Regions from separate parts of the Mus musculus genome. Here all the other regions are linked to region 6. The links are chromatin loops, found by intact Hi-C in ENCODE. Cell type or tissue: left cerebral cortex. All regions are shown on one strand.

Region 1 (4,000 bases), 610 kb before region 6:
TTTGAAATCTGTTCTGTTAGCACTTCTGGAGTCTGTGGTAATTGCACATAGTTATAGGGTCTGATGTGATGTTTTGATATGTGTATGCATTATGGAAAGATTAAATCAAGATAATTAACATGTCTATTACTTCACATCCTTGTTTGGTGTATGGGGTGGGAATGTTTAAAATCTAATGTTGAAATTTTGACACTTGTGTTGCTATTAATTACAATTGGCACATATATATCAGCATCTTTTTTTTCATGTGTATATATGTACGTGAGTGGAGGGAGGCTGAAGATTGACACTGTGTGTCATTCCTGATGGCTCTCCATCTTACTGATGCAGGGTCCTTTGCTGAACTCTGAGCCCTCTGACCCAGTTAGTCTGCCTCATAAGCTTGCTCTGTCAATGCCAGCTCTGCCTTCCTGTTTGGTGCTGATGTTACAGGTGGCTACCACAGCAGCCCAGTTTTCATACAAGTGTTGGGGATATGAGCTTGGGTCCTCATCAATGCCCTTGACCCACTGGGCCATCTCCTGGCCCCTATTTCAGCATCTTTAATATATTCATAGCAGCTGTGAACTTTCCCCTGTCTTGTTGATTGGGTTATTGCTTGCCATGTGGCAAGACTCGACTTTAAGAGTGCAGTTTGATTAATTTTGGTAACTGCACAGTCTCATAGCCATTATCACCATAACAATCAATGGTCTTTTGTACTAAAAGTATTTCCTAGAAGATTTTAGTTGCTGCATACACATAGACATAGAGAGACACTGACACACACACACACACACACACACACACACACAGATGCACGTACCACAGATATACACCACACACATACAGACACTCACACATGCACCACAGACACATACACACACCACACACACATATCATAGATACAGACACAAACACCACAGACACACACAGACATGCACACTGTAAACACACACACCATACATACAAACAGATAAACAGACATACAGACACATAGACACACACAGAAACACACACATGTAACACACATATACCATACCATAGACACGGACACATATACACCATAAACACACACACAAACACACACCACACACACATACCAAAGTCAGACACATACACCATACACACCATAGAGATCACAGACATACAGACACACACCACAGGACCACATACTACAGAGACCCACAGATACCACAGAGACATACACACAAACACAGATAAACACACAAACACATGGAAGCTGTTGGTAGTGGTGGATATGCGTTTTGCTTGATAGTAGTAATCATTTTGAAACACACACACACACACACACACACACACACACACACACTATGATACATATATGTCAAAATATCCTGTTGTTCCCCCTATATACAACCAAGAACCAAGATATGTGATCTTTTTTCTTTTGCAAATTCGCTTACATTAAAATAACATGTTGCAGGAGCAGGGGGCGGGGGCGGGGGCGATGAGGAGGAAGGAGGGCTAGCCTAAAGGAAGGGCACATGAAAAAGCCATATGGAAATTTCTAGAACACAACCTGATTAAAAATTTAATTAGAGGGCTAGTAGAATTCATGCAATATGGAAGAGGAGGCGGGAGCATAGGGTTCAAAGATTAAGTGGGGATCAGTGTCGCGGATGAGGGAGAGGAGGGGGAGAAGGTGGGTCAAAAATGAAGGGTGTATGAAAAAGCTTTACAGAAACCTTGAGTCAGAAGATTAATTTTAAAATAATAATAAAAAAGAGTTTGAACATAGGTACCCTGCATGGGTGGACAATTCTGCTCCCAGAAGACTCAGCTATTAAAAGAAAACTTGCAGAAAATGCCCACAGGAATAGAATCCCAGCAAAGACTCTCCTTCTCTTTAGCACTTGTCTGGCTCGAGCATAGAACCATTTCCAACACTGTGGGTCTCCACAGTTCTTCACTTTGGGTGGAGAAGTGTCCTTTTGCCTGACTGCACCTGGGTCTGTCTCTTCATCCATTATGAGCCATTTGGGCTCCTCTCCTGTTTTGCTTTAAAGAAAACACACACACACACACACACACACACACACACACACACACACACACACACTGTATATATGTATGTATAGGTGTTTTGCCTGCATGTTTGTCTGTATATCACATGCTTACAGTACCTTCATAGGCCAGAAGAGTGCACTGTATCCCTTGAAACTGGAGTTACAGATGTACCACGTAGGTGGTAGGATTCAAACCTAGGGATTCTGGAGGAGCAATAAGTGCTCTTAACCACAGAGCCATCTCTCCAACCCTGGATTTTGCTCTTTTTTTTTTTCAGTTTTAGGACCACACACCATCTGGATGGCTTCAAAGATCTTTGTCTCCAATGTACAGAAGTAGAAAAGCAACTGTTCACTTTGCTGTCAGGGAACCTGCTGCAGACACAGGCAAGCTGGACCCTTGTCTCTGAGGTCCCTGTCAATCACCAGGTCAATATGGGTAGCTGGAAATTCCATTCTGCAGACATGAGGTTTATCATTTGTTCATCTGGCCAAGAGAAATCAGATGATTTTTTTTTTAATGTTATGCTTGGATCTAGCATTTGGGGGAATGCTTTTAAAACTAGATGATAAGACCTTTTCCTAGTTTGCAAATGAAAACGGTGGAAGTAGTCATAGGGAAAAAAGTGAGAACACCACAATCCAAGTATATAAGGAGTGCATGTGTGTGTGTTTGTGTGTATGTGAATGTACATGTGTGTGTTCATGTGTGTGCCAGTGCACATGCATATGTGGGTTAGAGACAGACGAAGACCTCAGATGTCTTCCTCAAAATGCCATCTTTCCTGTACTTAACTAACTCATTATTAATTCAGGTTGTTAATTTGTGGCATTAATGATGCCGCAGTGCATGTCTGAAGGTCAGAGGACAACCCGCAGGAATTAGTTTTCACCTTCTACTATGTGTGCGGTCCTGGGGACCAAACTCAGGTTGGCAGGCTTGGTGAAAACTATCTTTACTTGCTGAGCCATCTTGATGGCTCCACCCTAAATTTGAGACAGAGTTTCTCATCTGTCCAGAGGTCATCAGTTAAACTAGACTAGCTGCCCAGTGCACAGGGGAATCCTCCTGTCTCAGCCTCCCCAGTGCTAGCATCACAAGTGTACACTACCGTTCTTTGCGTTTTCTGGGGAATGAACTCAGGTTCTTGTTGCTTACAAGACAAACACTTTTCCAACTGAGCCCCAACCCCCAGACTGGCAAATTGGCACGGTTTTAGGCTAAAATTAGAGCAAGCATTATTCAGAACAAGCAATTGAAAATGAGGCTTATGTTAGCTTGCATGTAAAAACTTTCAAAGCAAGTACCATTTTGATGGAAAATGTGAGGTTATTAGAATCTGTCGTAAGCAATGAGCCCTGCATTCTTGTATGGTGTTCAGAATACAACTTGTCTTAGTTTCTTTTCCTGAAGCTGTGTTAAGACATCCTGAGGAAAGAAACTTAAGGAGGGTTATTTGTTGCCTTGGTTTTTGTTTGCCTGGCTCACAGTTCAAGGGTCTGAACCATCCTGACAAGGAAGTCAAGGCAACAGGAACTGGAAGCCCTGATCATATGACATCTATAACCAGGAAGAGGGGGATGAATGCTTGCTGCTGTTCTGCTCCCTTTTTCTATGTACACAGTCTAAGATCCCTTCTAGGGAATGGTGCCGCCCACAGTGGGCATGTGTCACCGAAATCATTATAATCAGGAAAATCCCCCACTCCACCTCAGGCATACCATGAGATCCTTTTCTCAGTGTTCAAATTGACAGCATCATCTATCACACAATCACACAACAAATCCTTATGCAACCACTTGTGGACTTTGGGTGGGATCCTTGGGAACCACACCCAAATCCTCCACCACCACTCTTTCTGCAGGTCCCATTGGCTTAGTGAGTGGTTCCAACTTCGTGATGGCAATTCTGCTCCTCTGGTTTAGGGGGGACAATGTCACTCCTCCCAGAAGAGACAAAAGAGGACCTAGAGATGATATAGACATTCATA
Region 2 (4,000 bases), 390 kb before region 6:
AAACAGTCCTTTCAAAACTCCCTTTATCATGTTTTTTTTCCTGCAAATTATGTATCTCTGGCCCCTTTTTAAAATTAGGGCTATTGATCCATAGCACCTAATGTGGTGGGCTCGCCTGCAGCTGTCTGAGGAGCAGAACATTATTTCTCAGCTTTTATGTGTTTTATGCTCCTGTAACATGGTTTTATTCTTGACCTGTATTCGTTTATGTCATGCATTAGGACAATATTTGCTGTATGAAACACTGAGACGCAAGTAGCTATGTCTTCCTTACTTTCAGATAATGAAGTAATTCACTCCTAACACATTTGTTAAACCATTTTTCTCTTATACATACACTTACATTTGGGAAGTCACTTGTTTTCCCAGAATAGACTTTCATTTGGGGGATGTTATGTAATTTTTCATGTGTGTGTTTGTGTTTATGTGCATGCAAATCCAGGGCCTGCGGAGGCCGGAAGGATGCCCTAGAGGAGCTAGAATTACAGGTGGTTGTAACCATCATACGTGGTTCTGGCAAGTGAAGTCAGGGCTTCTTCAAGATCAGAAAGCACTCAACCTGTGAGCACTGTCTCCAGCCTCAATATTGGGAATTGTTATTTATGGTGGCTATTCTTGGTTGTCAACTTGACTACATCTGGAATGAACTAAAATCCCAGAATGAAAGGGCACACCCACCTGTGAGGGATTGTTGCTTGATTTGAAGTGGGAAGAGCCACGTCAAATCTGGATCTTTAAGGTGGGAAGACATACCTCTAATCTGGACCATGCCTTCCTGCTGGAAGCCTATCTAAGGACGTGGAAGGAGGAAGCTTTTCGCTCTTTGCCTTCTTGCCCTCACCTTGTTGGAACATCCAGTCTTTTGCTGGCCTTACAGTTTACTTCTTTGAGATTGCAATGTATACCGAAGACCAGCTAAGACATCTAGCCCTGTAGACTGGATTCTTGGACCTTCCATTCTTAAGAAGCCATTGTTAGATTATCTAGACCACAGCCTGTAAATCATTCTACTATACCTCATATCATATCATATCATATCATATCATATATCATATCATATCATATCATATCTGGGGTATATATTTGGTATATATGATATACAGGATATGTCCCATATATATTATATGTGTGACCTACATATAGTATATAAAACCTATATATATTACACATATTTTATATTATATTATATTAATTATATATTATATTTTATATATTATATATTTATTTTATTATATATTACAAGTTATACATTATATAATATATATAATATATCACATGTTATAACCAATATATAGTATGTATTATATTTATTGCATATATTTATATTTGAGAGAGACAGAGACAGAGACAGACAGACTCATTGTATAAAATCTGTTACTTAGCAGACCCTGACTAATACATTATCCATAGGTCTTTCCCATTCTAGTAATTTGGTGGAGTTACATTTGAGGATGCTTAGCAGTTTTCACAATTAAAAGTTTATACTTAAACCCGAGTGTGGTGGTGCACGCCTTTAATCCCAGCACTTGGGAGGCAGAGGCAGAGGCAGGCAGATTTCTGAGTTTGAGGCCAGCCTGGTCTACAAAGTGAGTTCCAGGACAGCCAGAGCTATACAGAGAAACCCTGTCTTGAAAAACCAAAAAAAAAAAAAAAAAACAAGGTTTATACTTAAGTCAAATGTCTTTCTGATATTCTAAAAGTAACACTGTTACTATTTTATTTTTACCAAAGAGCTATAAAAGTTTATGGCAATGCTTATAAACTCATTGTCCTGTTAATTATCCTTTCTTCTTTTCTTGCAGTGGTTCCTGGATATCTCAGGGTACTCAGCGCAGTTATATCTGCTGTAAGACAGCGCCTCTCTCTTTCCTCCTCAGTTCTGTGTTCTCCTTGTTCTCGATGGTCTAACTGTTGCCACACTCATGTGCAGTGTAGGGTGGCTGTGGGCAGCTGGGCACCTGTTTCCTTCAGGACTCTGGCAGCCTCTTCTCCATTAGCCCACTTCTTTCCTCACTAGCTCCCAGCCAGACCTGCATTTCTGATCCAAGTGCTGTTCTGGGATTCTGGGGGTAACTGCACCCGCTCCTTTCCAGGCTCCAGCTGCTCTGCTCCCCTCTCATCAGCCACGCACGGGGCCCCTCAATCCTCTAGCATTCCCCATCAGTTACTATCTATCTTATTTCTTTCTTGAGATCATTTGTCTACTCTATACAAACACATTCAAACACATGTGTTCCACCCTTCCCCTTAATCTAGAAATCACCGAATGTGAAAACGTCACTCAAATATGGTATCATTATCACACAACTTTTTTTCTGCGTCTGATTTGTTTTTTAAAAGCAGCTCGTTAGACATAGAACAATGAGTCAGCATGTCAGAAGACTTCAAGTCACAGACATTCCAAAGGAACAAAGATAAAGTGTGTATCGTTAAAATTCACCCTGAACTCTCAATTGCCAGTGTAGAGTTTGGAATACAGGACTGGGCTCTAGCCAACACACCCAGATACAATGAATTGCTTTGTTTGTCCAGGAACTCTCTTTGAAGAACATCATTACTTGTTATCCAAAATCCATTTCCTTTTCCCTCTTACTTAAAGAACATTGACTCCCCCCAGGGTGGGGAGAGCAGGTGGCAACTCCACTCTCAAGAACTAGCACCCAGTCCCTACCAGAGAAAGTCAAATGATATCAGATACACTCCTCACCTCTCAGTCAGCAATAGTCAGTAGTTCACGATTGAAACTTTCTATACAATTGTCCAATATCATTAGTCTGAGATTGAAAGTTCCTATAGACCCCAGGCTATCTCATCCCCCAATCCCTTGTGCATGCAATTAGTTTGAAAGTTTGGGGTGATTTTCTGGCTCTGGGGTACTCCAGGTTGGTGTGAGAGATGATTAAAATCTGTCCTCCTTCTTAGTAGTCACGATTCCTGGGGACAACTGTCTTGAGGGTGGTGATTCATTCCTCAAGGTTACAAGTCTTGCGAGTATTTATCGCCTGCCAACTATGTGGCTAAGTACAAAGTGGGTAAGAAATCTTGACCTTGGGAAGTTTACCCACTCTAAGAGGCCGACATTGAAACAATATGGAGAAATCTATCATCGGGGTTTGGGATTTGGGCGGTGCATTGTTGAGACACGCGGAGAGGAATAATTACTGCTTGCATAGAAAGCTGCCCAACTTATCATAACTAACATCTTAGCTGGCCATGAATTCACAATGTAACCCACTCCACGGCTATTCAGAACAAGGGCATCTAAATGAAATCACAATACTTCATCACACCCCTGAGCGGGAGCACAACCCACGTCCACCCATAGGCACACCTCACGGCTATGCTTTATTAAAAAGACAGAAGAAGTCGGGGGAGGACCTCGCTTGCTGGGATGACTCCCACTGAGTCATCCCTACTGTGTCATCCCTCACCCCAAGGACCCTCTGAACCTCTAGGCATAAGGCAGGATGCCAGGGCCTTCTTTCTAATGCCTGTTGCTGTATACCTTTCTCTGATTAGTGTGTAGCAGGCTTTGTGGTTATAGCCTTCATTATGTAGATTTCTTTGTGAGGGAAGAAGTGGCTCCGGGCTCATTATAATTTCAGAGTATCTAGCACATTGTAAGTTATCAGTTGCTATGTGCTACGTGAAGGAGGGACCTGTGAAGAAGCCGAGAGGCTGTGATGATCATTGTTAACTTCACGGCAAAGTCACTCCCTGCTCAGCAACGAGAGAGGGTCTGATTCCCCCTCGTTCAGAAGCCGTGTCGTGTCTTCCAGCTTTGCTAAAGTAATGGCTGACAAAGAATGATGTAGATTTAAAATGTGTGATGTGTTTTCATATGCCCTGGGTATACGAGTTTGTAACAAAGAAGCTGGTTTTGTGTGTGTGTGTGTGTGTGTGTGTGTGTGTGTGTGTGTGTACACTTGCACATAACAGAAATACCAGAGATCTACTCTCAGCAGATTTCAAGCCAACAGTGGGATTTGCTAAACCTCAG
Region 3 (4,000 bases), 340 kb before region 6:
ATTTGAGTATGCAGGAAGCATAGGGATACAGACTCCAAAAATCACAGAAATGACAGGGATAGCCGACAGCCTGGACCATCCCCAATATCTTTTAAAATGCTAGAGCATCTATCTTCAGCCTTCTGGCCCAGAACATTGATTGACATTAAGAGAAGCAGGAATTATGAAGGACTATCTTACTCTGTGTTAGCAGAGCTTAGCAGTCAACTATCCTGCATTTGATTATCCTTTTTGGACATGATTTTTGTCTGCAGATCAAGTTAGGGAATTTCTTGCCCAGTGGCTAGTTTGCCACAATTAAAGCAACTCCACAATTCCACAGTACTCTGTGGACACCTGTCTATGCCCCAGCAAAGAGCTTTGCTGCAAGGAAGGAATTGTTGCATAGGGTATGGCCATCTGGTTCTGATTCGCACCTCTCTCAAAAACTTATAGTCAGTCATCTCCTGGGGAATGATGGGAGAAACATAGATTCCCAGGGGCTGTATGTACTAAGCTGAAAAAACTGGCCACCACATGGAGAAGGCAGGGTTCTCTGTGCCATTCCATCAATCAGGAATTGCTCACATCAACGCTGCAAATCTCTTGTGGTCCTATTGTTAGTTCTGAGATGTGTCCTGGTAGTGTTTGCATGAAAGACCACCTAGGAAAGTGGACCTTGTGTCTTTATGTAGCAGAGTGCTGGGAGACACAGCAGGGGGCAGGAACCCTATGGGAATCACAACACAGCAGGAAACAACTGGCCACTCTAAAACATGGGTCAGCCTCAAAGTGGCACAGGCAGATGAAGAGGGGAAGAGGAGGCTGAGCAATATGTAGGCCACATCCCAAACCTGGAATTCCAGAACAGGCAATGTCTATTGAAGTAGAAATTAGAATTAATCTACTATATAAAGAGACACCAGAAAACTATGTAGTGAGCTTGCATATAATCAGGAAAAAAAATTAAAACAGTATAGAGAAAGGGAACCATAACCAGTCCTTGATGGAATAGGCCTGCCATCTCAGCTAACCAGGAGGTTGAGGCAGGAGGATTGCAAGGTCAGCTTGGGCTACAACATGAGTTCAAGGAAGCTTGATAAAATTGTGTCTCAAAATAAGAAATATAAGGAGGGATGGATGTGTGGATCAGCAGTGGAGCATTTGCGTAGCATGTATTAGACATTGGGTCCATCCCAATACGGAAATTATGATTTACCAAATGATCATAAGAAAACATTTTTAGTCTTACTAGTGATGAAGGAAATGAGAATTTCAAAGACAGTTTTTAGCCACAACATTGTCAAGTTGATAAAATTAACATTTACCCTGACACTGATTTGGGAAATGAGGTTTTGAATTTGTTAGCAGGGATAATGTTAATTGCTGCAACTTTCAGGGAAATTAAATTGGTGCTTGCTTATAAAAATCAGAAGTTTACCTACCTAGCCTCGCATCAGAGGAGCATTTGGAAGCCCCTGTGAAGCACAACCCACTCTTGCATATCCCTCCAATGGATGGAAGGGATGAGCTTGGCCAAGTGATCTCTGGCTAACAGAATGCTAGAGGTTTGCAGAATGCCAAGCTGTTCTCCTTGGTGTCCTTGGTACTCACAACCCTGTGACCACATCGGGGAACAGAGTAACTCAGTGGATATTCAGAACAAAGTCTCAGACATGTGACTGTGGCTGAGTTGTTTTGGCAAGTTCCCAGGTGCCCAAGCCATCTTACCAGAGCCCCCCTTCTGCCATGGCGCTATCTCCAGTGATAGTCTGTCACTGCGCACAGAGAGTGAAAAGCTAAAAGCTAGAAACATCCAGAACATCCACCCACTGAGAAATGATGGATTTAATAGTGCTGGCTTCATAGTCGAGATGTGTGTGAGGGAAAGCCATGAGTGGAATCTTCTGCCAGCCATCTGGAAGAGTGAACTTGTGGCAGGAAGCCATGTTTTCTGGGGGAAGAGGGTTGAGTTGATGAGAGTGGCTAGTGCAGATGACTGAATTTTCATACGTACTTTGAAGGCAATTCACCCAACACATGCAACACTCTTGATATCCAGATGTAATGAATGTATGGCAAGGCAGTGTCAAGGGACATCAGTCTCGGGAGCTCACCTACCTGTTTCTGAGAACTCTGTGGTGCTCCTAAGGTTCTCTGACTCACTTGAAACTGCAGCCTCAATTTTGCTGTGTTAGACATGGTAAATTCTGTGAAAGCTTCAGTGGCCTTTGTTTCCTTTGTCCTAAGACTCTAAATCTGGTTGTGTGGCTCCTTCTCAGGCACATCCCAAGAGGACAGACATCTAATCTTATCTCTGAGAACAAATAGTCTATGTATGTGTTTATACATGTGTGCATATGTGTATTATAACGTATACATATGCACAAAAGCACATGTGTGTATGTGTGTGTGCATGTGTGTTTGTATGTAGCTGAAGAGTGTGTGTGAGTGCAGGTGACCATGTATGCATGTATGTGTGTGAGAGTATGCATCTGTGCATACACACATGTGCCTGGAAGCACACTTGTATATGTGTGTGCATGCATGTACACATGTGTGTGCACATGAGTATGTATATGTGTGAGCACATGTGAGTGTCTGAGTGTATTTATACATTATACATGTGTGTGCACACATCTGTGTGTACATGTGTGGGCATGCATGTATGTATACAGGTGTGTACATGTGTATTACATGAGTAAATATTGTATAGGGTGACCCAAATGCTCAAATTTCCAGATATTCCCTTCACTTTGAAGTTCAAATAACCTGAAAGATTTTTTTTTTTAAAGAGCAGATCTTCTCTTCATCCCCATTAAACAAAGGACCAAAAAAAAAAAAAAAAAAAAAGTCCGGCACCTGTCAGGACATTTCTTTTCTGAAGAACAAATTCATCACAGGATCCTCTGTTATCTTATCCTAGTGTTGACTGACTCTACAGATGCCTTCATCCCACTAGGAATTCGGTTTCATTTACATGGAGCCTGGACATGAGGGCAGGGAGCCTGCATGGATAAGAACCACTGACCTCTTGATGAGCACGACTAATTGGAATTTTCAATGAATGCTTATGATTCTCTGATCTTGTGACATTCGAAATCAGTGACAAATTAAGTCCCTCGTCATCTGAGATGTGAACTGCACTTTACTGAAGTTGAAACACTTGAAAATTGGTTTTACAAATGCCATCTCATCCGAACGCTCAGCCGCGGTATGTCACTTCAGATAGGTATGAATGTGAAAACCAAGTGGCTTTGTATGGAGGCAGACGTGTTTGTTTCCTGCCAAAACAGCCGCGTCAACACTCGAGTGGTGCTGATGGGGAACTCTGGTACAGGGCTGGGGCTAAGAGGGGCTGGCGCTCCATGGCTAGACAGGAGGATTTTGGATGACTGACAGAGCCCTGTGGAAAGGCATGCTTCCCTGGGGAAACCCTCCCTGAAGATATCTCTATTTCTCTACGCCTTAACTCTAACTAGGCTTGTGCGGGCCAGTGCATATGCACAGGATCTATTCCAAGCTCACATTGCTCTGCGTCGATCAGTGCTCAGTCGCTTCTGCTCTCACTCATGCACTCAGCACTTCTGCCTTACACCTCCTGCGCCTGTGTGCGAGCATCTCTAATACCTGCACAGGAATTCTCTCTCTCCATAGGCTTATTCTGTATTTGTTAGCTACAGCCTTTCCACAGAATTCAACCTGTCTAAGAGGCTTTCCTCCACTTTCCCCTCTCCTCTCTGCTGCATTTCTGGGCAAGTCAGAAGCAGTGTGATGTTCACACCTCATCTTTAATCATATCTAAGCATTAATTCCTTCTGCTTGGGGAAAGAAACAGTTGTCATATACAAGAAAGAATAATACGTGAAAATCCAAAATATCTAATTTCTTATGTGACAGTGATTTCGGGTGTCACTTATTGAGCTCTCGATAAGTGGCTGGGTATCCTTTCCTAGCTAGGCAAGGCCCCACAGTTTAGAGGACTGTCCTCATTTCTATTTCTACAGGGCAACATGTCCAT
Region 4 (4,000 bases), 720 kb before region 6:
GGTGTGTGTGTGTGTGTGCATATGCGTGTGTGTGTGTGTGTGTGTGTGTGTGTGTGTGTGCGTGCGCGCGGGAGTGTACGCATCCTTGTGCATTTTATCCACTGAACCATCTTGCCACCTGACATATACAATGTTTCTTTTTTTGTTTTGTTTTGTTTCTTTTTTTTTTTTTTTTTTTGGTTTTCTGCGACAGGGTTTCTCTGTGTCGTCTTGGCTGTCCTGGAACTCACTCTGTAGATCAGGCTGGCCTCCAACTCAGAAATCCGCCTGCCTCTGCCTCCCAAGTGCTGGGATTAAAGGCGCGCCACCACGCCCAGCCACAATGTTTCTTAATCCTAATGCTTGCGTTATTCTGATCCTGCTCCCTCAAAGTGATTTTTCTCCAGGGTTCCCCCTGCACCCATCACGCATATGCGTTTCTCATCCACTTCCTGTCTTTCAGGAGTTCATTCAGTTGGCAAAGAGACTGGTTAGCGATCCCGCACTGGAGAAGGAAATCGTGACCAACGGAAGGGAATACGTGAGGACGCATCATTCCTGGCAGGTGGAGAGAGACACCTACCAGCGCCTCATCAGGAAGCTAGAGACGAACTTGGAGGATTAAATGATGGAAGTCCGTGCTCACCACATCTGTCCCAACAACCATCAGGTGCTCAGCTCGGGGCAGATGCCAAAAGATGGGACCCAGTCCTGGACCACTGGAATCCTAGAGTCCCCAGGAACACATCCAAACCCCACCCCACCCCAAGTCTCTTCCTGTTTGGCAGACAGTTCTGCTGTGCTTACAGCTCAGTTCTGGATGGACTTATAGCTCACTTCTGAAAGTGCTTGTGACTCAGTCCCAGAGGTGTTTACAGATCAGTCATCAGTGGGCTTGTAGGCTCACTGCTCAGTCCCAGATGGGTTTGTAGCTCTGTGCAGGAGATGGAGGTGCATCTCAGGGGCCTTTGGAGGACTGTTTCAAGGACTGCTTTTACAACGTATGGAGGCTTATTTATAAGCAACAAAACCCAAAAAGGCCAGGATTGTCAATGGAGTGGAGCTGGCAGCATTTTTGATATGATCTTGATCAACAAGCCATCATGGGACAGGGGGGTGGCGGGGGTTGGTAGGGAGGCGGGCTGTGGTTGGCATGCTAATTAGCTCTGGAGAGGCTATGAATGTATCATGTTGTGTCACTTCTCACTAGTGTACCTGAGAGCCCAGCTTGCTTTCCAGAAGAGGCCCTGCCCCCCCTGTATGACATCACAGGGAGTCTGGCTCTCAAGATGGAGGCTGGGAGCCTTAAATTCAATGTGGGTGGTCATTCCTCTTACTGCTAAGGAATTGAGAACAAGTGTTGATTGAGTCACAAGACTCCAGACAATGGTGGGACCCAAGACTGTGACAAGAGGTCACTGGGGTATGAGAAGTCAATCTGGGTAGTGGGGGTATCTTTCGATGGGATCTCCCTACAACAGCGCTCCGTTCCTCCAGCAACCCTTTTGTTGAATTTCAACAAGGCTGTGCTACTGTGAGCAGGACGTGCAATGGCCACCTGTGTAAGCAGCTTGGAGGAGGAGGAGGAAGAGGAGGAAGAGGAGGAGGAGGGGGAAAGGGAAGGGGAGGAGGAGGAGGAGGGGGAAGGGGAGGGAAGGAGGAGGGGGGGGGACCGCAGCCAATAGCCACACATGAGTATCAGACTGTGGAGGGAACGGAGGAGGAGTCAGAACCCATATCATACTTGCTCCAACTCAGAAGGCACATCTGGGCCTTTTGCATTTCATAGCAGCAGCAAGCATCTCCTTTTTAGAGAAGCAGGCTGGAAGGAAGCAAGCTTTGTAAACCAGAACATCAGGGATGAAATCAGAGCCCGATTCGATAGAGGATGTAATTCTCGGCCTTTATTCTGTACCTCAGATTCAGCACCGGCACTTTCACGTAGGCTCCAGCAGAGGCAGCAGCAATCCCTCACTGCTCGAGCTTCAAGCATTTGCAAGGCGCACTGAGAAATGTGTCCATTTCCTTGGCCCTCAGCCTGAGCTGGGGGTCTTACCTCTCTGGGCACAAGAAGGGGTGGGGGTAGAGGGGCGTGGAGAGAATCACGAGGCCTGAATCTCCATAGCAGCTCCTCTGAGCCCAGAGTTCAAACCCACCTCAGGAGAGGTGTGTAGAGGTCAGGTATCACGGTTGTTTACAAAAAACAGGATGCTCCGGAATGCTTGCCTCTCCTTTGCCCAGGGATGACATCACTGCCTGACCACTGTGCCAGCATCTCTAAGCTACATCTGCAAATGCTCCTTGGGGAAGGAAGGTTTCTTAACTAATAAAGCGTGTTACCATCAGCTATATATATCTATTTTTTAAAGCTGCTGTTTATTTATTCCAGAAGCACCTCTTGTTGGGAGCAGCCCCAACACCCCACCCCACCCCTGCAACACGGTCCCCAAGAAAACAAATACATTACTCGAATTTCTGATCAGAGGGGTTGGACACGAACTTATACTGAAGTGTAACAGCTTTCCCTTTCCGTACCAGACACTTGAAGAACATAAAGAGGAGCGGTTTCTGCAGACTCAACAGTTTGGAGGTTCTAGTCTATGCCTGGTTGGCTCTGTTTGGTATCCAACCCCAGGACAAGGGACAGGGGTGCCTATTTTACATACTGAAGCAGACCTGGCCTCCAGGTTTTCCCAGCATCCCTCAGACCCTACCTGGCATATCCTGCCCCCAACTCTGAACTTTCCAGCCCAGGGGCTGGGCTGCCCTTCCCCCCAGAAGCTCCTCCCTATATAATCCAGACAGTTTTGGTCTCTCTCCTCTTCTCTCTCTGTCCACGCATGCGCATCCCCTTCTTTCTCTCTCCTCCTGCCCCCTCCTTCCTTTCCCATTGCAACTTCCCTGGTCTTGATCCTTGGGGCCAGAGAACTCGCCCACCGGAAAGCAGCTTCCCAATAAACCTGCCTTTAATATAATCTAATCTGGCTTGAATTGGCTCATTTCACCGGCGGCAGAGGCAGAGAAATAACCTATCAGGTTCTATTGCTCCAAGTCTGGGCAAAGAAGCATTTCGACAGGACTGATTGGCAGAGTAAAAAATGCACTCTTCTCAACTGGGAAATGAAAGTGAACGAGGAGGTAGTACCGAGTGCAGATAATGACCTAAAGACCATATAGTAGGCCCTGTCTCTTAAAGATTCCGCCTCATCTGAAAAAAAAAAAAAAAAAAAAAAAGATTCCGCCTCCTCAGAGGGGCACATTGCAGCTGTCCTTTCAAGTGAGCCTGTGGGGTAGACAGCTGCAGGCCTCTATGTGGGGGACACCTCCACACAGGCCCGGAAGGGAGGTTTGCAAATGTTCGAACACTGAAGTATCTTGCCTTTGACAGAAATGCTCAGAGTTGCTGCAAGGCCTCCCTGGAAGGGCTCCTTGTAACTGAATTTGCTTCCTGTCTCATTTATCCACAGCTTCCTAGCAGCTCGGGGGACATGTCTCTGCCTATTTTGTGCCAATGTGGCCGAGCATGGCAGACAGTCTAGTTAATGCACGAGGCACAGAAATGAACCGGTTAGTGGGTCAGACTCTGAGGCTCTGCAGTTGCAGCCCGCAAGAGCCTGAACGAGTGCTCACTGTCCCATGATGGAAGAGCAGAGCTGAGCTGGAGATACACAGAACACAATATATGAGGGGAGTTAAACTAACGCTTTTATAAGCAACCCACTCCTGAGAGGACCCCTTTTCCCCAGGACTGGCATCAACCTCCTCTTAAGGGGTGGCCCAAGTGCTTCTCCATTGGCCCCACCTCCCATCACCACTGAGAACTGGGATTCCAACAGGTGGCTGGGTGCAGTGGACAACAACTGTAATTCCAGCACTTGGAGGAGGTGGGAGGTTAGAGCAGTGGTCTAACCTTACTGCTGTGACCCTTAATACAGTTGTCTTAGTGACCCCCAACCATAAAACTATTTCCATTGCTATTTCATACCTGTAATTTTGCTGTTATAAACTGTAATGTAAACAT
Region 5 (4,000 bases), 480 kb before region 6:
ACTCCTGAATCAAAAGACTATCAGAGAAAGCAAGTCTCAAAAGGGCACGGACAGTGCATGAAGAGTGGCCCAGCAGCCTGAGCTCATGACTCTGCTTCAGTGAGAATTAGCTTCAAAGGGCTCCTGGTGCAATGGCTTTCCTGTCAAGTTAAAAATTCTTGGCAGCTTGAATAGTTCAACTCACACAAGAAGTTTCCCGGCCGTGATCACTCAGCTGAAGCCAGGGTGCAGGACTGTGGGAGGTAGAAGATATTTCCTTTAACATCCTGCACTGGCATGAATTAAGGAGCACGGTGCTAAGAAACAGACATCCCCATGGTCTTAGGACTCCTGCGAGGGTGCGTGTCCCTTGTGCATTCCAGATTTAATCAACAGTCTGAGAGCAAGACTACAGAGGGAGCCAGAATGGTGAGCATCTCTAGACACTCAACTAGAGAGAGAATCTGCCCTGGAAGAGTCTGCTTAGAACGTTGTCTAGGAAGAATCAGCTAATAGACCCTCATCTAGCCAGAAAGCAAAATGCAGAGCATCTCGCCAGGAACAACACGAATTAACTGCATTCATTCACACCCAGGGCAGCAGAGCATTTCCTAAGGGATGACAAGAGACAAACCAGGGAGGCACAGTGATCCATCTGTCTATTATAAGCAGTGGTCAGACGTTTGGAGTTCAAGTTCACCAACAACTCATCAATTGGGATTCCTAAAGAATTTTGTTACTGTATTGTTATACTTGAGAGTTAAGACTTGTTTTTTGATTTTTTTTAACCCCCCCCCCCTTTTTTGTATTTATGTGTATTTTTTCAGGTGTGTGCAATACCTGTTTGGTTGCCCTCAGAGACTAGAAGAGGGCATCGGATTCCTCGGAAGCTGAAGTTACAGGCCATTGTGAGCTCCCTGATGTGGGTGCTAGGAATCAAACTTGAGACCTCTGTTCTTAACCTGAGCCGTCTCTCCAGTCCTTAAATCTCTACTGTTATGAGACCAACAGAGACCATCAGGAGAGGACTGCTCATATTTTAGTCAATTACAGAGCCAGGAATAGACCCCCCCCCCTTTTTTTTCTTCCATAGTAAAGGGACATTGTGTCGGTGTTGGGAATGTGTGATGTCATAGCCCTTGTGTGCTGTGTGTGCAAGAGTCTGTGTGCTCACAGAAGAGAGAGTCACCAGGCTGGCTACAGAGAGGAGGTTAGTGTAAGAGAAAGATTGGCAAGACACAAGGGCCAGACCAGAATCGATTGAAGCAGCCTCTAGATTCTGAAAGGACAAGAGGATTGCCAAAAGGAACCAGTAACAAGTTCATTGCCTACTTCTGATCTCCAAGGCACATGCTGACTTGGTAGAGTAGCCTTGAGTAATAATGGTGTTCTCCTGGGCTCTTCAGCCAGAAAGGCGACACCCACTTCTATCACTGAGATGGCATTGGATGTTTTTTGACCTTAACAGGTCAATGGCAGTCCTATGTCCCCTCCTAGGATCTTTTCTTTTATGGGGGCAACTGTTCAGGAACTGGCCTTGCTTCTGGGCTAGTAGATTTTCTGCACATGCGCTGACTTTCCTCCTCTTTATTGCACAACTGGCTGAATTCTCACCCTACGATGTGACCCCGCCTCCCTGATCTCAGCATTTTTTAAAAAAATCCTCCCACCCCCACTGAACAGCTGTCATTCTCCAAGTCTTTGTGCCCAAACTCCAAATGTGCAGACGCTCACAAAGGATGAGGTGCGAAGTTTTTATTTCTTTTTCATTTTGGCACCTTTTCTGTCAACCTTTTAAGTACTAAAGATATCTTTGTGCGTTTGGCTAATTTCGCCTTTTGAAAAGCACAAGGAAAGGGCGTGAGGTTTGAAGTTTGCCTATGAGAGTGATTAAGCAGGCTGGGAAGCCGCCGCCGCCGGTGTGATGGTTCACTGAAGAGCTGGGCTCAGCTTTGTGGCAGGAACGGCTCACAGAAAGATTCGCCTCTGCTACTTCAGAACGGACATGAGAACATTCTGGGAATGGCAATGTGTCCACTTCCTGTCCCTTTCGACAGTTAGCTTAACCTAGGGTCAGTAAAGAACTTAGAGTGATATTTTATTAGTAATGGTATCTGTGGGATCCAGGAGGAAAAAGGGTGGGGCATTTAATAAGAATAGAGATGGGAAGAGCACTGTGGGCTGTTGCATATTGGATAGCCTCTGACCTTCCCTAGCTCCCTGTAAACAAAATGTCAGTATAATACCCTTACCACTGTCCAAGGGATCGCTGATGATTACGATAAAAAGAAACTAGTGAAGGCGTTTAAGAAGAAATTTGCCTGCAATGGTACTGTAATTGAGCATCCAGAATATGGAGAAGTAATTCAGCTACAGGGTGACCAGCGCAAGAACATATGCCAGTTCCTGATAGAGACTGGGCTGGCTAAGGACGATCAGCTGAAGGTTCATGGGTTTTAAGTGCTTGTGGCTCTCTGAAGCTTAAGTGAGGATTTCCTTGCAATGAGTAGAATTTCCCTTCTGTCCCTTGTCACAAGTTTAAAAACCTCACAGCTTGTATAATGTAATCATTTGGGGTCCGCTTTTAACTTGGACTAGTGTAACTCCTTCATGCAATAAACTGAAAAGAGCCAAAAAAAAAAAAAAAAAAAATTGATTGGGGACCAATGTGATCACTGGGAAAAAAAAATCAACCAATCAAATGTAAAACAGTTAAAACTATTTGTGTGTGCATGTGTTATATATACATGCAGTATATACACACATTTGTTAGCATGTGTATGTATGTGTGTACATGTGGGCTTGCTTGCAGGTGCATGTACACATGTGCACACTCATATATGGAGGTCAGAGAAGAGAGGATCATGGAGTACAGGGGAAATATGCTCAAGGTATATTACATGCTTATATGAAAAAGGCCTTATATATTATACATATTATATGTATATGTATATATTATATATATACATAGCAGAGAAAAATTAACACAAACTCAAAATTCAATCCAAAAGAGTTGAAGAAAGACAGCCCAAGCCTGAAGAAATTTTCCATGAGAATCAGTGATTCATAAAAGTCTTTCCTCCAGCACTTGCCTCTGATTTGGGGGAAATAGAGGCTGGGCTGAGTTTCAAGACCCTCCCTCCCACTCCTCCCCCCCCCCCATGCTACTGTCTCTCTGAAGGTGTGGCGGAGGGTTTTGTACAAAGTTCGAGAGAGAGACCTCAGACCCTGCACTGGTTTCCAGGTGATGCAGAGAGGGAAGTGGATGTGAGTGGTGGGGGCGGGGCTTGCCTCACAAGTGGGGAGCTGAGTTCTAAGCCTAGAACTCACACAGAAAGTCAGATGCAATAACACACACAACCCCAGCAATGATAAGATGGGAGACAGAAAGAGAGACACACACAGGAGGATCCCTGGAGCTTGCTGGTCTACTTGATGAAGTTACAGGTTTAATGAAAGACCTTATCTCCAACAAAACGTGGAAACTGTCTGAGGAGCAACATTCAAGATTGACCTTTGATCTATAGGGAGAGGGGGGTGGGGAAGGAGGGAGGGAGGGTGGGAGAAAGGGAGGGAGAGAAGGGGAGAGAGAGAGAGAGAGCGAGAGAGAGAGAGAGAGAGAGAGAGAGAGAGAGCACATTAAAAGCCCAAGATCTAGTTCTAGATCTCAAATTTTCAGATTTGCTTTCAAACCTCGCTGAGTTAGTGTGGAACCACCACCAGAAAAGCCCCTGCGGGGCTTTCCTGAGGACTCGCTGGGTCAGTCCCTGCAAAGCCTTGTATGGGTACAGTGTGTAGTAAGAGTCCATCTGGCGTCGCTATTATTAGGATAAGTAAATATTAATTTGCATCAAATTGTAGATACAAGAGCGATCATAATTAGAGCCGTAAAAGAAGACGTGTTATAATTTCTCTGGAAAATATAGAGGCTTCTGGAAATAAAGCCTTAGACACACGGTGCTTCAGGAGCGTGGCGCTCGGCAGCTCACCCACCCGCCAGCTGTCGGGGATGGGTTTAACT
Region 6 (4,000 bases):
AGGAATCAGTGAGGGAGTGAGAGGGAACACCATTATTAGTGTAGAGTCAGTCCAAAGCCGCCCTTAATAAAGCCCTGCTATTAAGGAATAAAAACAAAGACGTCTATTCTTATCAAACCAAGCAACAAGGACAACAGCACGCCTCCCAGCTATGCTGGAGTGGCATCGTGGCCCTGACGACCTAGGGTCTGCATTTTTTTTTTTTAACCAACCTCCTCTTTGGTTTCCAGTGTATTCTATATCTCCAAAGCTGTGGCTCCCTCCCGGAAGTGGGGCTACTCCTCATTAGCTTACCTGAGCCCCCTTCAACAGCACTTGAAAACACAGTGACATAAACACCTAGCATGCCCCCGCAACCATTCCCACGCAAAAAAAAAAAAAAAAAAAAAAAAAAAAAAAAAAAAAAAAAAAAAACAGCAATCAATCTGCCTAACTCTACAAGATTCTATGCAACTAGATTGCCAGATACCAGAAAAGCCAGAAACCAAAATCAACATATCATAAAAGATTGCGCTTGTCAACTGGCTAGGAAGTTTCAGAGAGATGTTGCCTGATAAATATTCGCAGAGAAATATGTTTACAGGGTTTTTTTTTTTTTTTCCAGCACACAGGAGACCGCAAAGAATCTTGACTTTTGCTGTAGAAAGGGGGTGTAGGGGAGAAAACTACCCACAAATAGAAACCTCCTGCTCGGCCAGGAAGACGTGTAGAGTCCATCTACCGTGTCCTGTGGATATCGATCGCTCTGCAAGGCATTTCTGTCCCAAGCTTTCAAATTTGCTTGTACCAGGCAGGGATTTGAAGGAGACGGTAATAGCAGGTAAACGGGGCTTCCCGCTTCTACTCACGGCCCCATGTCAGGACCCCACTGGGAAGACTTGGGTCAGATAGACAGTAGAGCATCTGTGGAAGTATTCTCCTATCCCCCCACCCACCCCCACCCCCATCCCCTATACACACACAGCAGCTGCAGAAGGCCGACCCAGGAGACCCTGGGCTGAAAGGGTCTCTGGCCAACTGTGTTCTTAACGGCCCGTGGTACACTAGCTGACATTCTCGCACAGCAGGGCTGTTGAGAATTATTTCTAAACCGGTTAGGGCCAGTTGGGAAGTCCACACCAAATTCTAGGAAGCGTCCAGGGCCAGGGCAGACTAGGCTTCCCCGTTTCCCTTTGTCGCTTAGGCACACTCTCCTAGGGCATCATACCAAGACTTCCAGGGAAATCACCTGCTGCCAAGGTGTCTGCCCCGGAACCTTGGCTCCACAAACCTGCTGTGTACACACACACACACACACACACACACACACACACACACACACACCCACCGGCCCTCTCTGGGCCACCCACATCCACATCTACTCTCAGCAAAGTTAAGTCCCCCGGGCCCAGGTAGCCCCAGCGTCCTCACCTTTGGAGAAAAGGGCAGCTAGGCTGATGAGCACGGGAGACCAGAGGTACCACAGAGTCCCCATCTCAGATGGGCACATCCTGGAGACTTGGAGCGCGGGTCCTCTGCTCCTCCGTGGTGTCCTCTGGCTGAAGAAGGGATGTCGCCAGATCCCCGGAGAAGAGAAGCTGAGCTGGATGACCAAGACGCATCTGGCTAGGGACCCGAGCAGCAGGGCCGCCCTGTGCCGGGTCCCCACAGGTCCATAGCCAGGCCGCTCAGGCTCCGGGGTCCCGCAGCGCAGGCCGAGGCTCACCTCAGTCTTTCGACTGCGCTGAGGACTGGCTCGTGAATTGAATTTCACTCCACAAGGGGGGTCTCCGGTGTTGCGTCCCCAAGCATGGAGAGCGCTCTGAGGACTCCGGCTGGGAGGCTGCGGTGGGCTAGCGCGCGCGGGCGGCTGCGGGGCTGCGAGGTTGCGGGGCCCGGGGCGCGGGCAGAGGCGGCGCGGGGGTCCCCGGGCTGGTAGCCAGGCACGCGTGGGGACCCGGGGCACATAGCCTCGCCGCCCCCATCCCGCGCCACGGGGCTTCGGCGCGCGCGCTCCGCCGCCCAAAGTTTGCGGGGCGCTGCGGCTCCACCCCAGCCCGCCCCGGCTCCCCACGCGCGCCCGGCGCACGGCCGGCTCCGGAGACGAGCAGCGCTCGGGGCGGAGGGCGAGCGGCGCGCGGACGAGTAGGCGCGAGCTCGGGGCGGCTGCATCCGAGCGCACCCAGAGCAGCGTGCCCAGGCGGGCTGGGGTTGTTGCTTCCTAATTTCTCTCTCTTCCTCTCTCCCTCTCTCTCTCTTTTTAAGCCCCACCCTTCTGGAGTGACAGCTGTGAGCCCCAATCCGCAAAGTAGGTCCCACCTTCCTGGTTGCGGGGCGCCCAGCCTCGCAGTCGCCCTCTCTATGTGCTCGAATAGGAGGGAGATGTTCAAAGGAGGTTATGGACACCCCGCAAGCCCCGAGGAGCGCGCACGAGAACCAGCGTGGATGTCCACGCTCACAACAGGTGTGGAAAGGCCATCTGCCCTGCCTTCTTAAAGCTTCTGACTATAGGCGGCCTTCAGGCAAGGACAGTTCAGGAACCCCTAACATAGGCTGAAGTGTTTCCGGTGAACTCTAGATTGTGAGCCTGGGATGCCAAAATGACCCTCAAATTCCTGTCCCTGAAAGATTTCCATCCTGGCTCCCCGCTGGCCTTTGGGCATTAGGGAATTGGCATTAGGGAAGATATTTCATTGAAAAGCTAATAGGTACAGCTCTCCACTCATGCCTTCCAGGGTATCTAAGGCGAACTCACACCAAGATACATAATACCCATGCTAGTGTCCCGAGCCGGAGCCCTCCTCACTGCTCCGCAGAGCCTTGGAAACAAGCAGATGTTGTGGGGATTCAGAGAGGAAACCCAGCATCACTCCAACGAGTGGGTTCACTTCTGCGGATAAAAATGGACTGGGTTAGTTAATTTTCTTTGTGCCATGACAAAATACTTAACAAAAGCAACTTAAGGGAAAGAGAGTCCGTTTTGGGCTCACAGGCATGAATTGGTTAGTTTTTGTCCGGTTGACATGAGCTAGCGTCATTTGGGAAGAAGAAACCTCCGCTGACTAAATGCCTCCATCAGATTGCCCTGTAGGGAGCCTGTGGGCATTTTCTGGATCAATGATTGCTGTGGGAGGAGCCACTGGAAGTAGTACCGCCCCTGGGCGGGTGGTCCTGGGTTTTATATGAAAGGAAAGCTACAAAGGCCATGGAGAGCAAGTCAGTGGGCCGCTTCCTTCCACTGCTTCTGTGTGTCTGTTCCTGTCTCCGGATTCCGACTCTAACTTCCCTCCATGATGGATTTAAACTAGAGGATGAAACCAACCCACTTCTCCTCAAGTTGCTTTTGATCTTTGTTTTTATCACAGCTTGGCAGCAAAGAGCATGAGGCAGCTGGTCACATGGCATCTGCAGTCAGAAACTGGGGGCGAGGGCGCCAGGCTGGTGCTCAACTTGCTCTCTCTGTATTTAGTCTGGGGCCTCTGTCCATCCATGGTAGCACCCACATTCAGGATGAACCTTCCTCTTCAGTTAAACCTTTGTGGGAACCCCCAGAGGTGGGTCTTCATGGTGACTTTTAAGTTAGAACATGACAGGACTCACAGAATCTGGCTAAGGAGGCAATCCACACCAGGGAGCTACAAAACCATCCCCAGCTTTAAGCATTTTCAGCTCCCTGACTTCCAAGGGAAGATCAGAGGAGTCAGGGTTGTTCTGCCAAAAACAGCCCAAAGGCCTCTGTCTTTCTGGGTATCCTCATCTTTGGGGTACCAGCTCCAGATTTGTCCTGTGTGCCTTTCTTAAATTTTGTCTTTCTGGTGTTCTGTCTGTCTCTGTCTCTATATCTCTCGATCTCTTTCTGTGTGTGCATGAGCACGGGCACACACATGCGCGCGCACATGCACTCACACACACACACACATTTTCTGTTTTCTAAAAACTTTACAGAGTTAGCAATACAAAGAACCTGGTTGAAATGACTGCTGTGCCCATCCCTGAACTGATGTATCGAGGCAGGTGGGAC
Region 7 (4,000 bases), 170 kb before region 6:
TTTTTGTTTGTGCTCTATACACACAAACAAGGAAGGGGACCAGAAACTGGGGCTCAGGGAGTCTCAAGGATGCTTCTAAGATGCACAGAAGGGACAGCACTCAGGCAGGTGCCCACCATGCCTAACTTCATGAGGTGTGCCACTTCTCCTAGGCTCCATGTGGTCCCAGTGGGCAAACACAATGCTCTGTATTTGAAAAAAAAAAAAAAAACACCATTTACGGCAATGACTAATGTGACCAGAGAAGCACCAAGAAAGGCTAGTCTCTCATTTAGCTAACCACCCCCCACCAGCAACTTTTGTTCCTACCTCTCATGTTGTTATCTCTGCCCCCATTCCTGGATAAATAAGAATTGAATAAATAAAAGAACTCATCCACCCTGAAGCTGCCCTGACTTACTTTGTAGAGAACAAAGGGATTGTGGTTAAAGTGATCTCCTTTGCTCTGCCTGGTTCTCGTCATAAGATGGCAGGGATTCGCCTCCTCAACCACACACAGCTGGCGTCAGTGCAACATGAGGCTGAGTTCGCACAGAAAGAAAGGTGTGGGCAACACTACACACAACATGGCAAAGGAGACTGTGGAATCACGCGTGTCTGGTCCATACCCATCACTATCATCATCACCATCGTCATCGTCACCACCACCATCACTATAAGCATTACCATCATCATTCATTGCCAGTTCCAGTCTCCTCATGCCTACAGTGTGGACAGTGACTCAACATGTTGTAGCGGACCTCTTGTCATGTGACCTAGTGTCTTAGTTAGGGTTTAACTGTTGTGAACAGACACCATGACCCAAGGCAACTCTTAAAAAGACAACATTTAACTGGGGCTGGCTTACAGGTTCAGAGGTTTAGTCCATTATCATCAAGGGGGGAGCATGACAACATCCAGGCAGGCATGGTGCAGGAGGAGCTGAGAGTTCTACTTCTTGTTCTTAGTAGAAGGCTAGCCGCCAGGCAGGTAGGATGAGGGTATTAAAGCTCATGCCCACAGTGACACACCTACTTCAACAAGGCCACACCTCCTAATAGTGCCACTCCCTGGGCCACACCTAGCTTTAACTCCATCTTCTAGAGAACACCTGGATTTCCCTTATCAGAGTAGTCACTGCCCACACCTGGTTGATGTCTTTCCTGCAGCAAATGCAGAGGCTGCTTTCTACTGGGCCATGAAGAGGGTCAACTGCTCTCCCATGCTGTGGAATTGCCAGGGGTTTAGTGTGCCCCAGGCATGCCCAAATGGTGTTACTTCTTAGGATGTAGGTGTTTAACGGATGCCAATCTGCATTTGTGGGGTTGGTCTGGGCATATCCCAAACTCCTCTTTACCAAAAGCCATGCCTGTCCCCTATCTGTCCCTCAGAGCTGGCAAGGAATTATTCAAGGTCAGGGGACTCAGTGAGGGCCTTTGCTTGGTACAGCAATGTTAAGGAGCTGTGGAGGGAGCTGACAGGAGTGGTACAGGTCTGTGCCAGCCTCTGTTCCCCAGCCGGAATCGGCTCTGTCCACACCCTTCCTAGTTACCAATTCTCGAAGTCCCTCAGTAACCATCCATGAAGTCCTTTACATAATGTTTGTTACATTAAGTAAGATAACTTTTCTAAGTTAAGTTAAGCCATTATGGAACGTCTAGCCTACGACTGATAAGATTCTGGGTTGCAACTTGGCTTCCTCCACCTAAACTAAAACTAGAGATGTTCTGCTAGGTGGAAATCAACCCATAGGAGCCCTGGGGGGATGAAGGAGGCCTAAGGCCACTCACAAACCAACTCATCATTTTTGAAAGCCCCATCTCCTCTGTAAAGCAGCTAGCCACCCGTGATGGCTACGCTTGCATGGCGACTTGACTACATTTGGAATTAACTAAAACCTGAGCAGTTGTGTACACCTGTGAAGGAGGTTTTTTCCTGAATTAAGTTCTTTGAAATAGGAAGAGCTCCTTTTCATGCAGATCCTTTGAGGTGGGAAGATCCACCTTTAATCCGGGTCACACCTTCTGCTGGCAGCCTGTATAAAAGACATGGAGGACGGAAGCTTGGTCTATTTCCTGCCTTGCTCTTGTTCTTGTGGGCAAGTCCATTCCTTCATTTGCATTAGAGCCTACTTCTTTGGGATTCTGGTGTATACTGAAGACCAGCTAAGACGTTCAGCCTGGGGGACTGAACCCCTACTGAATCCTTGAACCTTTTATTGGTAGACAGCCATTGTTGGACTAGCTGGACCACAGCTTGTAAGCAATTCCAATACACCCCCTTTCTATATAATACATGCAATATATTGTATATAAGAATATATATTTTATATAAGTTCTGTTCCTCTAGAGAACCCTGTCTAATATAATACAGCACCCAAAGGGCATCCCCAGACACACCTCAGTCCTGACTCTCTAATCATATGTCAAATACTCTTTCTCTCTACCCTGGCTCTCTCTCTTAAAGATCTTCTCTCAGCAGGAAACTCCCTGGAAAAGGCTTAATCCAGAGAAGTTTTTATATTTTAGTTTGAATTAACAGTTATGTGCCTGTGTGCATGCCTGCACATTTGGGGGGAGGGGTGTTACGCGCTTGTGCACATCTGTGCGCGTGGAGGTGGGAGGTCAGCCTCAGGTAAGAGGCCAGCTCCTCAGGAGCTACCCACCTTGCTGAGACAGTCTCTCGCTAAATGGAAAGCATACAGATTCAGCTACAATAGCTGGCTGCTGAACCACACGCCACCACATGTGACATTTTTTTTTTGTGGGTCCCGGGGATCAAACTCAGACCCTTGTGTTCACACGGCCCATGTTGTTGTATGAGCCATCTCTTTAGATCCCAAAGCATCTCAAGTCTGATGCGGTGGAAGGTGCACGACTGTCAAAGAGCGCTTGGATATCTCCTTTAGTATTTAAAACTGCAGAGCCCTCTGCCAGCTGTAAGCGGTCTTTGATAATGATCATTATTATCAAGAGGGATCTGTTCACTCAATGAGCTTGAGAAGGGCCCTCGGGAAGAGCCCTGATTTGTCTTAGTTCTGCCTTCTATATCTCTGGACTCTGTCCTCCACATGAGCTTCCCTGACATTGAATAAATATTTGGCTTAAGCTCCAGTCCAACCTAAGGGCCAGAGCTTCTTAGGAAATCAGTCTCTCTAGGGGAAAGATGAATGGATGGTGTGGAGGGAGAGAGGGTCCCCAGGTCTGTCATCTTCTGCTTGGCATTTGTGCAATCTGAGCCACTGGCAGTCCTGAACCCTGTGTTCTGTGGAGAGGGAGATGGGGAAAGGAATGGTGGGTGGGATCTCAGAGCAAAGGGCCCAAGCGCCGTGGGTGCTTCAGTCGTCAATGGGAAGAAAAACATTTTCTGAGATTTAAAGGAACTTGGATGTCTGTGAAATGAAAGGGCTTTGCTTTTCTTCTACAACGGGGGGCTTCAAGACTAGAGCAGCAGGGTTAGAAAGATTTTATGAGACAACAAGCTATCTATTGGAGCTTTCTTGTCCTCAGTAGGAATCACCCATGTACCAACGTCCAGCCACCCACACAGACACCCACACAGACACACACAGACACACACACACACACGGGGCGGGCGGGGGGAGCAAGGGGACAATCGTTAAAACGTAGTTATAATTTGGTACCCAGAATAGAAGCCCTACCCCCTCAGACATTCTCTGCAGCATCTCCCCTGAGGTCGCAGGCACAGATAAGCCTAACCCTATTTATGGAGATTCAGATAACAAGCTCACCCCATCACCAGGTCCACGTTTAAAGTGTCTACTTACGTAAACAGAGTAGACCCACTCAAGACTGGAGTATGTTAGCTGTGTAGCAGACATACGCCAAAGCCCAGGGAACATCATAGACGAGGAGGCAGGAAGGATGTAAGTAAGAACCAGAGGTTGGGGGTGGGGTGGGGGGAGAGAGCTGTGGGATGCTGTGTTCTGAACATGACATGGCTGCTGCCCCCATGAACTCGAAGAAGCTATGGTTGCAGGTAGAACATCAATCTAGTCAAA

The links. Peaks named below come from ENCODE experiments on the same cell type or tissue, not always from the same donor. Only the 100,000 strongest peaks of a DNase experiment are listed, where the experiment ranks them.
Region 1: a loop joins it to region 6, with 3 times the contacts of the local background. A loop is called at or near these places in 5 of 42 quality-filtered maps.
Region 2: a loop joins it to region 6, with 3 times the contacts of the local background. A loop is called at or near these places in 2 of 42 quality-filtered maps.
Region 3: a loop joins it to region 6, with 3 times the contacts of the local background. A loop is called at or near these places in 2 of 42 quality-filtered maps.
Region 4: a loop joins it to region 6, with 2.9 times the contacts of the local background. A loop is called at or near these places in 5 of 42 quality-filtered maps.
Region 5: it touches region 6 in a loop (3-fold over the local background); 5 of 42 quality-filtered maps call a loop at or near these places.
Region 7: a loop joins it to region 6, with 2.8 times the contacts of the local background. A loop is called at or near these places in 2 of 42 quality-filtered maps.

The regions. Positions count from the first base shown.
Region 1 is chr5:127,819,998-127,823,997 of GRCm38, forward strand. All of the region lies in intron 5 of Tmem132d (transmembrane protein 132D), which reads right to left. Among named protein-coding and RNA genes, the nearest start is that of Glt1d1, 190 kb to the left of the region's middle. In left cerebral cortex, a CTCF peak has its summit at 2,143 (motif pointing right); DNase peaks (open chromatin) are centred at 2,192 and 3,197.
Region 2 is chr5:128,038,270-128,042,269 of GRCm38, forward strand. The region is part of intron 3 of Tmem132d (transmembrane protein 132D); the gene reads right to left. Among named protein-coding and RNA genes, the nearest start is that of Tmem132d, 390 kb to the right of the region's middle. In left cerebral cortex, no CTCF peak of the experiment used is centred here; DNase peaks (open chromatin) are centred at 1,979, 2,369, 3,049 and 3,419.
Region 3 is chr5:128,088,858-128,092,857 of GRCm38, forward strand. All of the region lies in intron 3 of Tmem132d (transmembrane protein 132D), which reads right to left. Among named protein-coding and RNA genes, the nearest start is that of Tmem132d, 340 kb to the right of the region's middle. In left cerebral cortex, no CTCF peak of the experiment used is centred here; DNase peaks (open chromatin) are centred at 1,859 and 3,468.
Region 4 is chr5:127,706,421-127,710,420 of GRCm38, forward strand. It overlaps Glt1d1 (glycosyltransferase 1 domain containing 1), which reads left to right. Exons shown (of 12, transcript NM_177005.4): 12 at 443-1,100. The coding sequence ends at 604. Among named protein-coding and RNA genes, the nearest start is that of Glt1d1, 76 kb to the left of the region's middle. In left cerebral cortex, a CTCF peak has its summit at 1,934; DNase peaks (open chromatin) are centred at 548, 778, 1,878 and 3,401.
Region 5 is chr5:127,952,753-127,956,752 of GRCm38, forward strand. The region is part of intron 4 of Tmem132d (transmembrane protein 132D); the gene reads right to left. Among named protein-coding and RNA genes, the nearest start is that of Glt1d1, 320 kb to the left of the region's middle. In left cerebral cortex, no CTCF peak of the experiment used is centred here; DNase peaks (open chromatin) are centred at 1,733, 3,270 and 3,999; H3K27ac peaks cover 595 bases.
Region 6 is chr5:128,430,876-128,434,875 of GRCm38, forward strand. It overlaps Tmem132d (transmembrane protein 132D), which reads right to left and starts at 2,202. Exons shown (of 9, transcript NM_172885.2): 1 at 1,411-2,202. The coding sequence starts at 1,489. In left cerebral cortex, no CTCF peak of the experiment used is centred here; DNase peaks (open chromatin) are centred at 1,592, 2,267, 2,793 and 3,350; H3K4me3 peaks cover 2,779 bases; H3K27ac peaks cover 1,541 bases.
Region 7 is chr5:128,260,904-128,264,903 of GRCm38, forward strand. All of the region lies in intron 2 of Tmem132d (transmembrane protein 132D), which reads right to left. Among named protein-coding and RNA genes, the nearest start is that of Tmem132d, 170 kb to the right of the region's middle. In left cerebral cortex, no CTCF peak of the experiment used is centred here; no DNase peak of the experiment used is centred here.